Linked DNA regions of Homo sapiens: all the other regions are linked to region 3. A link is a contact called in ENCODE Hi-C data. All regions are on one chromosome and are shown on one strand. The core of a region is the stretch at or near the end of the contact, and the rest is flanking DNA. Distances in the headings are between cores, read along the strand shown. Region 1 holds the start of MBNL3 (muscleblind like splicing regulator 3). Region 2 holds the start of RAP2C-AS1 (RAP2C antisense RNA 1). Region 3 holds the start of MMGT1 (membrane magnesium transporter 1).

Region 1 (2,910 bases), core at 270-2,769, 3.5 Mb before region 3:
TCTCCCTTTCCACACACTTGCTAAATTTAGTAGCAGAGCGTCTGCCAACCAAGTAGTTTCTACTGCTTTGGGAGAAGGAGTGAACAGCGATAGAATATTATCAGCTGAGCTGTGGGCAGAAGCCCATTTTAGTCTATATTTGAAGAAGTGTTGGTAAATATGAAAGCATCCCCCAAAAGTATCGCACATTAGAAAAAAGTTAAAAATTATTTTAAAAAGTAGTTAAACATTCAGGATTAGATTTTCATGGGCCAAGGAGAAGATGGAAATATAATCAGGAAAAATCCAAGGTGTCTGATAAGCCTCATTGTCTATTTACCTTTCACTGGAGGGGGAAACAAAACAAAACAAAATTCAGATAAATTGTATCAAGCATGGATGTTTAGTCATTCCCACATACCAACAATCTGTTTTCCAAACATTATATCAGTAATCACCCAAACGTTTATTCACTAAAGCAGGGAGTCCGCTTAATAAAAAAAGTACCAATCACTTCAAAATTAAATCTTGCAAGTTTTGTTTTAATTGATTCTTTCCCATGAAGTCTACCCACAAATACGGAGAGGCTGTGGGGATCCCAGCTCAATTTACAAACGATGTAAGAACATCTAGGAGAAAATAACTCCTTTAAAACATATTACTTTAATTAGAGCCACAATTAATTTATCTGTTTTATCTATCATCTAGCTAGCTAGCTAGCTAGCTAGCTATCTAAGAGTGCTCAGAAAAACACACAGTAGGTCTATTACCCTAATTATGAAACCACAACAAAGAATCACTTAAATGTCAACTTTCATTACTCGTCTGGGTTTAATTTCGTTTTCTTACCATAAAAGCTTATTGTGTGAGTGTTAAAAACTAAAGTTCCCTTTTTAATAGTCTCCTAAAATCTACTCTCATGCCCTTCAAACCCCAGTAGTAAAAGCGAGCTGCCCAAACGTGTTGACTCAGGGCAGGAAGAGACAAGGTTCTGCAAGGAAGCTGTGGCACTGCTCACGATATCGCGTGAAAATGGGGAAATTCGTTGTTAAAAAGCATTTGCTGATTATATGCCATGCAAGAAGTTCCTTTAAATTAAAAAGAAGAAAGTAGAAAAAAAGAAAGAAGGAAGGAAGGGGAGGAGGAAGAGAAGAGGAGGAAGAGAAGGAAGAAGAAAAAGGAGGAGGAGGAAAGGAGGAGGAAAATGATCAAAGCTCTAAAATCGCAACAAAGTTGCAGGATGACTTTTCCTCCTATTTGCTATTTTGTAAAATGAAGTTTAAAAGGCATTATTTCCTCGGCGTCCGAGGAAGGCAGCCTCTCTTACAAATCCCAATTCATCTCCAGCCTTACCTTACGCTGCTAGCGCAAACCCAGAGGCTAAGGGGCCCTGCTCTCAGCGGCAGCAGCAGGGGCAGCGGCAGCGACAGCGGCACATGCCATCTGTTAGCGGCAGAAGCAAAAGCAGCGCTGCGCGAGGTGGCCCCGGTGCCGGGAGAGCCTTTAGCAGGGGTGCATACTGAATGCCGCCATTTTAAAGCGAGGTTCCTGAAATCATTAGATATAAGCAAATTAAAGCCCGCCCCACCTCCAGAACTTCAGGGCTGGGACTTGCAACCCGGCTCCAAGTCGGCCGCTCTGGGGTATAAAATGTCAAGTCTACAGACACGCGCACGCTGACTCTCGGACGGAGGCGACGGTTCCCCCTCTCCCTTCGGCCCCCTTGACCCCTTCGTGCTTTTTGCAAGACTCCTTTCGGTTCCAGGGGCCAGAATACTTTCTTTTCTGGGCTCCTCGAGGCCCCTTCCCGGGGCCGGCCGGCGGGCTGTGGGAGGAGGGGACAAGGCCACGGGCCGGCCCTACCCGCTCCTCCCAGGCTCTTGGTTCAGTCCACTCGGAGCACACCTCGGAGCGCCCCAGCTCCCTCGCGGAGGCCGGGCGTGGGGCTCCCGCCCGGGCTCGCAGCTACCATAGCAACCCCGGTCCCAACCCCGCCCGGCCTTTGCCAAAGGCGTGCCCTCCTCCCGGGCCAGTGCCCTCCGCCGGACGCCAGACGTCCCCTCGCGCAGCCCCGCCGACCCCAGGCAGCCCGGGCTGGGGCCGCGCCTCCGTGCGTCCCGCGCCGGACAGACGCGGCACGCGGAGGGAAACGGCGCCAGCGAGGGGCTTTAGGCGCCAAAACGGAAACTCCCGCGAAACTCCGCGGGCCAGCGGAGCGCGGGCGGGCATCCGGAGCGCCGGACTCGGAAGCGGCGCACGCGGCCGCCCGGCCCCGCCCCGCCCGGCCAGGTAGCGCGGCGCCGCCGCCAACCTCACCTGGCTCCGCGCGCCGCTGCGGGACGGGCGGGAATGCGGCCAAGGGCCGCCCCGGCTCCCGCGCCCACCCCGGACTCTCTGGCCTCCGCCTCTCTCTCACTGCTCCCAAAGAGCGCCAAAAAGTCGCGCTGCGGCTCACGCTCGGAGTGCGGGCACTTTCTTCCTGTAGGGCGCTGTTTCGTCGCGAAATATATTCTTTGTGTGGTTCGCTCACTCGTGCCTGGTTCTCCGAGAGCGCAGCGCGGGCTTTATTCTCAGGGGGTGTGGCGCCTCGCCCCCAAACCCAGCAGCCCAGCCCCCGCTGCACAGACCCTTTGTCATTTCATTAGGAAGGGAAAGGGGGACAAATCATAACGCTCAGATTTTACAAAAGCGAAAACAAACGAAGCAGGCACACATCCCCAGAGGCGGGGTTGGGGTAGGGGTGCAAAGTTTCTGGCTCTTCAGGAACTGAAGTGCCAGTGAGAAAGGCAGTGTGGTTCACAGCGGGACGCTCATAGACACTTCCCAGACAGGTGAGGCGAAATGGGTCCTTTCAAAATTGATCTTAGTCGATGAATAAGTCCACTCGCTACAGGCTAAATAAATACATTCATACTCACCAGCTGCCTTCTT
Region 2 (2,831 bases), core at 86-2,585, 3.8 Mb before region 3:
CATATTTCTCAATGAAAGTCCCAGTGACAAACTGCACAGTAAGGGCAGATTTGCCAACCCCTCCACTCCCTAACACCACTACCTTGTATTCCCTCATGAGTCTCACCTTCACCAACTCCTACCAGAGGGGGGGAAAGATCACCCCGCTAGCTGTGGCGCGGCTAGACGAGGCGGAAGGTGGGCGGAAATCTGCGAACTGGGGAGGAGAGTGCAGAGGAGCAGAGGGCCCAACCGGGGAAGAAGAGGAAGTTACAGGAGGGGGAGGGGAAAGAGCGTAGAGTCGGGGAGGGTGGGGAAGGGATGGTAATGCCCTTCCTATAGGAACTGCAGCCCGAGCAGGGGGCGTGGGGAGGAGGGCGAGCCTGGGAAAAGCCCGGCGAGGGTGGCGAGGAGGCGCGTGCCCCCGGGAGGGAAAGGGTGGGGGCTGCGGCGAGGGGACCCTGCGGCGAGGCGGACGTCGGAGGAGCCCGCAGCCCGGGGCTGCCCGGCACTCCTCCCCCGCCCTTCACACAAAGGGGCCCAGGGACCCCGCTTCCTGCTCGCGCAGCCCAGCCGGCTCAGGCCTGAGGGCTCCGTTCCAGTTACCGCTGCCCGGGCGGGTTTCTGGGCCCCGGCTCCCGCGGGGGTCGTCCGGCCTGTGAAGGGGAGAAGGACGCACATTACCCGGCTGACCCCCGCCCCGAACCTGCGGCGCCGGCCGCCGCCTCCCCCAACTCCCACCCGGATCAAGCTACTGCCGCTTACCCCGCCGTCCGCACCCGCCCGGCCGCCGGGGAGGCTCTGTCACGCCAAGGCCATGGCCACCCGCTGGCTCCTCTGTCTCTCCGCTGCCCCAGCGCTGCTGCTCGCCGCGGGGAAAGAAGCGGGGGCCTTCCGCGGCGGCCGCAGGGACTCCAGGCGAACCCACCTCTTTTTTTTCTCACCCACCCCCCACCCCCACCCCCACCCCCACCCCCACCCCCACCAAGCACACACCCGGAAGGGTTTCCCTGACACACTGGCTGAGGTGCCCCAGTTCCCCGAGACTGGACGGGATCACTTCCGGTGGGGAAAGTCCCACCTCTTCGGGGCGAGCCGGGTGGCGCTGGAGCCGCGCCCTGCTGAGCGAGCGAGCCGGCCGGGGACGGTTTCGGGTCGGGACTCCGGCTTCGGGAACGGGCCTCTGGAAACCTGCGACGTCAGTCCTTACCCGCCCGCGGCTGCCGCGGACCGTCCCACCCCCAAACCCGTAGAAGCCCCTCCGACCTGCAACCTCCAGCCGCCCGGCCCTAGGACTTGAGCGGCTCCCTGGCCGGTGCGGAACCTGCGGGCTAATAATCTAGCGACCGGGAGAACGCCAAACATCCCTGGACTAGAAGTTGCAGGGGAAATCAAACAGCCCAGAAAGTTTATTCTCCTTGCTGGTATTTCTTCCACTTGCTATTTTGCTGAGAGATGCATGCAAACTACCCTTAGACTTTCAGATGCAGTGCGTTTTACTTAGCCGTGCCTGACAAACACACAGAACTTTTACCGTCTGGTAGATCCGCCTTGACTTTACCAGCGAATACTAAAGTCACTTAAAAAAAAATCACAAGGCTCGAAAACAGCAGCATTAGAAGTAGACTTTATGGTACTCTGCTCAGCTATGTTCTCATTTGATTCCAACCACTACACGGCAGAAAAGGTAACCAATATTCAAGAAAGATTTGATTGGAAACGGTTTAGGCCTAAAGACTAATTTATTTTAATCGTTGATTATGTATAACAATTTGCTTGGCTGGCTCTTACATGCTGAAGTTTTGTTTTAAAGGCCATCCTATGTAGTCTTTGAAATTCAAAAGCAAGTAGTAACTCTGGTGTTAGATTCTAAGTTTCTATTTTTAGATAAAATTGTTACTTCCGACTATCTTTCCCTTTGCTAGCTTTCTATTTGTAAACTTTGTGTCGGATCCACAGAGCCCCAGGGCCAGGAGTCTAGGCTGTATTTTAGGTGTGTCACTTTCTTTTCAATTCAAGCATGTACCCAGAAACCTGCGAGACTCAGTGGCCAGCCTAGCAAAAATGACTCCAAATTCCCTTACTTACAAGCCCTAAATGGCCAAACTCTATAAAGAGATTTATTACTCAGCCTAAATTGTTGGACATTAGAACACAGGCGAATCATAGTAGTGTGAGGTCCCACTGTCCCTCCCTGAGTATTCCCCAATGTCACTTACAGTCTTCAAAGGAGAGTTTAGTTCAATTTCTCCTTGACCTCAGGCCGGTGCCATCTCTCCAGCGAAGTCCCCAGCTCTGGCTCCAGCTGGCCTGGGCCCTGTGTCGTATCAGAGGCACTGCCCTCTGCTGGAAGGGGTTTGGTCTGTGAGTTATGAGTTTCCCCACAGGTCACTGCTCCTTTCACACGTGCTGTTGCCTGATTTGGAGCTCTGCTGCTCATCTCCCTGCCTAGCTGTCTCCAGACTGTCTGGTGGGATTCACAGCCCTCCACCAGCCGTGCTTGTAACTGAGTCTGGAAATTCCTCTTCTGATCCAGCCAGTGTTGAGCAATCGTGGCAAGTCTTTGCTCTATTACTAAACTGTCAAAGCAAGGAGTTCTTTTTCAGGTCATCCCACCTGTTGGCAATTCTAATATCTCTGAATGTGTTGGTCATGCTTAGGAGAGAGTTCTTTGTTTCTCCACGCAGTGAAACATACTCCTCCCCTCAGTACAGCGTCCTGTGGGGTCACTCTCGTCAACTACAGTGGACAAATATTACACTCAGTCTAAAGATCCTTCTAAACTTTCTTAGGAAGGGTATTCATTACAGCATTGATTAGGAAATCAAACAATTGGAAGAAGCTTAAATGTC
Region 3 (2,997 bases), core at 495-2,994:
ACATAAAATACAAAAATCTTAATTCTAGATGAACCTAGGACAATCCCTATTTAATAACGTACTTTGGACTAAATAATTCAAACTGTTTTTGAGTGCATGTGTATTGACTCTTGAAGAAGAATGTGTTTAGAGACATTTCTTAAGTTTTAACCTACAGCTCTGTCATAAAGACAAGTGTAAAAGAAACATCAAACCAACACCAAAAATCGATTTTGACTAATCTCCTATCTGGTTCAATTCCTAGCTAGCTTGCTAGTTTGCATGAAGCCTCGCCTGCTTCTAACACTACCTTTAACCAGGAATTTCCTCATCTGTAAAATGAAGGGGTTGGACTTCAGTGAACTCCAAAGGCCCTTCTCGCCCCACAATCATATAATTCTACAGTTAAAGCTTACTGTAGAAAATGACACAGTACTCCAGTGTATCCTAATCTCTTCCAGGACAGTGTTTCTCAAACTAATGCGCATACAAATCACCCTGGGATCTTATTAAAACCCAGATTCTGATTGAACAGGTCTGGCCTGAGTATCTTCTAATTACCTGCCAGGTGGTGCTCATGATGCTGGTCTGTTGATCACACTGTAAGCAGCAAGGATCTAGGATACTTTCCTTAACCTCCCAGTTCCCCCAAAATATGACTGTCCCTGCTTCCATGCATCCTTATATACTTTTAGCATATCACTTTATTGTAACTACTTCTTGATCCACTTGTTTTCCTTTAGACTTTGAACTGGCTCAGGGCATCACTGTATCTCTAGCACCTAAACACAGCGCAATTTCAAACAGCGACCCAAAACTGAATTTCATAACGCAGTGTAGCACAAATCTTTTGCCCAACGTCACACAGATGTAGCGGTAATGCAAGTTTTTAACAACCAGTCCTTTAGACTCCCAGTCCAGTGCTCTTTCTCCTGTACCACAGTGCCTCCCTGAGGCAATCGGTCACTTAACTACTCAGTCTCTGCCTGGACAGCCCAAGAGTGCCCAAGATGTTGTCCACTTGGTTGTCGTGGGACCATGAGCAACCAGAGTCCTCAATCTCACAACTGTGCCTGATCTGCCCCATGCTGGATCTGACATCACTTGTCCTGGATTCCTGGAGACTCCTATTCTGAACCCTCTCCCAGACACCTCCTTCCAACCTTCCTGCAATTTCAGGTGCCACACTCTCTCCAAATTCAAACTCCGAACCTTCCACTGGGAACTCCTGCACTGATTTTCTTAGTCACCCCAAACTGTAAGGTCTCAAAGGACCATTAATCTGACACTCGGTCCGATGGTCCCTTAGAAGTGCGCCCACACACCGCCCCTAGGGTTCCACACCGAAGCGGTCCCCGTGCCCCAGGCACTTACGCTGCGCAGCGGAAAAGGCGGCGTGGGCTAGGGCAAAGAGACCGATGCCCACCAGCCCCTTCCACAGCGACGGCGCCATGATGCCGAAGGAGCAGCAGCCCAGCAAAAGAAGCGAAGGACGGCGGAGCTGTTTCTTCTTCCACCGGCGGGTGTCCGCGCGCCGCAGAAAGATGACGTCACTGAAGTCCTGAGCGCAAAGTGTCTCAGTGGTGGAAAAGCCAGAGGGCTGTGAGAAAACGGAAACAGGAATGCCGGGAAGAAGCAGAAAGCTACACGGAAAAAGGTCCGCGAGAACCCACGAACCTGCGCTATGGAGGCCTCTCTAGGAGGGCCGGAGCCCAACGGAGTCATAAACGAAGAGGCGAAAGCGGGAGCTACGGGGAAGCGAAGAGGAAGGGCGCCGGCAAATGGGGGCAGGGCCAGTGGCGAGAACAGGGTGGGGCAGAGGGACGGGGGCCTGCGTAGAGAACGTGTGGGGGCGAGGGGCGGGGTAGGCAGACGGGCGGGGTGGGGAAGACGCGCGGGGCCCGCACGAGGGTGGGTGTAGCCGAGGGGCGGGGCCAGTGGGTGGGTGGGTGGGCGTAGCCGGGGGGGGGGGGCCCTGGTGGGTGCGGTCGAGTGGCGGGGCCTGCGGGGAGGATGGGTGGGGCCGAGGGGCGGGGAGGAGGTGGGGCCGAGGGGCGGGGAGGAGGTGGGGCCGAGGGGCGGGGAGGAGGTGGGGCCGAGGGCGGGGCCTACGGGAGGATGGGTGGGGCGTAGGGGGCGGGGCGGAGGGGACGGAGAGTGGGTGAGGGCCGAGGGGGCGGGGAGGAGGTGGGACCGAGGGGCGGGGAGGAGGTGGGACCGAGGGGGCGCGGAGGAGTGGGACCGAGGGGGCGGGGAGGAGGTGGGGCCGAGGGGCGGGAGGAGGTGGGGCCGAGGGGCGGGGCTGGGGGCGTTGGGGAAAGGCGGTAGGTGCTGGATATAGACCCCTGACAGTTGTGTTTTGTGGGTTGGTTGGTTTTGGCTTTTTGTGAAACTGTGCCTTTTGTTTTCTGTAGGCCTTTCCTGTGCTTCAGCTCCCTGGAAACTGGCACTGCAGAAGGAGGCAAGGGTGTTAAAACGAGGAGGCAGTGTCAGGACAAAATCCCAGGATCTGGAACCCCAAATACTTGGCTCGCGGGAAGTGCTCAGTAAACCATTTTAAGGTCCTGGAGAAAGATTCGCGCAAAAAGAGGTGTAGCGCGGGGGGAGTGTTTTGTCGTGAAAAGAACCAGCTTACATTAAGGAAGAAATGAAAGAGGAAATTTTAAAATGCTAATAACGCAGCCTTCTTGCCTTGTCTCTATCTCTGATCCGGGTAAAATGTATACTCCTCTGCCCATTTTTCTTTGTCTTCATCTCCTGAAATGTAGACATTTAATAGTGAGCTTCTCCCCTTGACCTCATCACTCTGCTGTCCCCTGGGGAGCTCACCCATTCATTCCCACCGCTTCAGCCAGCAAAGGTATTACAGTGATTCCAAATCGACATCTCTATCACAAATATCTCTCCTTAGCTCCAGGGCTGCATTTCTGACTACCAGATAGGCATTTATTTCCTGTGGCACTTAAAACGTAATATGGCTAAAATGGAATTCATCCTTTTTTTCCAAATTCTGCACCA

The links. A loop is a pair of places that touch in the nucleus more often than their neighbours do. Pooled maps may share reads with other maps.
Region 1: a loop to region 3 is called in a pooled map, with 10 times the contacts of the local background. The contact joins the promoter of MBNL3 here to the promoter of MMGT1 in region 3. A Hi-C loop is called at or near these places in 1 of 168 maps with a recorded cell type or tissue (naive thymus-derived CD4-positive, alpha-beta T cell), 2 of 37 single-sample maps with no recorded cell type and 9 of 50 pooled maps.
Region 2: a loop to region 3 is called in a map of B cell, with 14 times the contacts of the local background. The contact joins the promoter of RAP2C-AS1 here to the promoter of MMGT1 in region 3. A Hi-C loop is called at or near these places in 2 of 168 maps with a recorded cell type or tissue (B cell and naive thymus-derived CD4-positive, alpha-beta T cell) and 14 of 50 pooled maps.

Annotation. Positions count from the first base shown.
Region 1 is chrX:132,487,519-132,490,428 of GRCh38, forward strand. It overlaps MBNL3 (muscleblind like splicing regulator 3), which reads right to left and starts at 1,520. Exons shown (of 9, transcript NM_001386889.1): 1 at 1,333-1,520. RefSeq lists a silencer at 1,799-2,368.
Region 2 is chrX:132,217,172-132,220,002 of GRCh38, forward strand. RAP2C-AS1 (RAP2C antisense RNA 1) reads left to right here and starts at 1,336. Exons shown (of 3, transcript NR_110410.1): 1 at 1,336-1,666. RAP2C (RAP2C, member of RAS oncogene family) reads right to left here and starts at 2,276. Exons shown (of 6, transcript NM_001271186.2): 1 at 2,199-2,276; 2 at 1,061-1,170; 3 at 745-841; 4 at 1-635. The coding sequence starts at 97. RefSeq lists silencers at 266-705, 716-765 and enhancers at 2,198-2,267, 2,598-2,647.
Region 3 is chrX:135,972,244-135,975,240 of GRCh38, forward strand. MMGT1 (membrane magnesium transporter 1) reads right to left here and starts at 1,745. Exons shown (of 4, transcript NM_173470.3): 1 at 1,354-1,745. The coding sequence starts at 1,432. It also overlaps a transcript of SLC9A6 not described here. RefSeq lists an enhancer at 1,294-1,823 and a silencer at 1,834-1,943.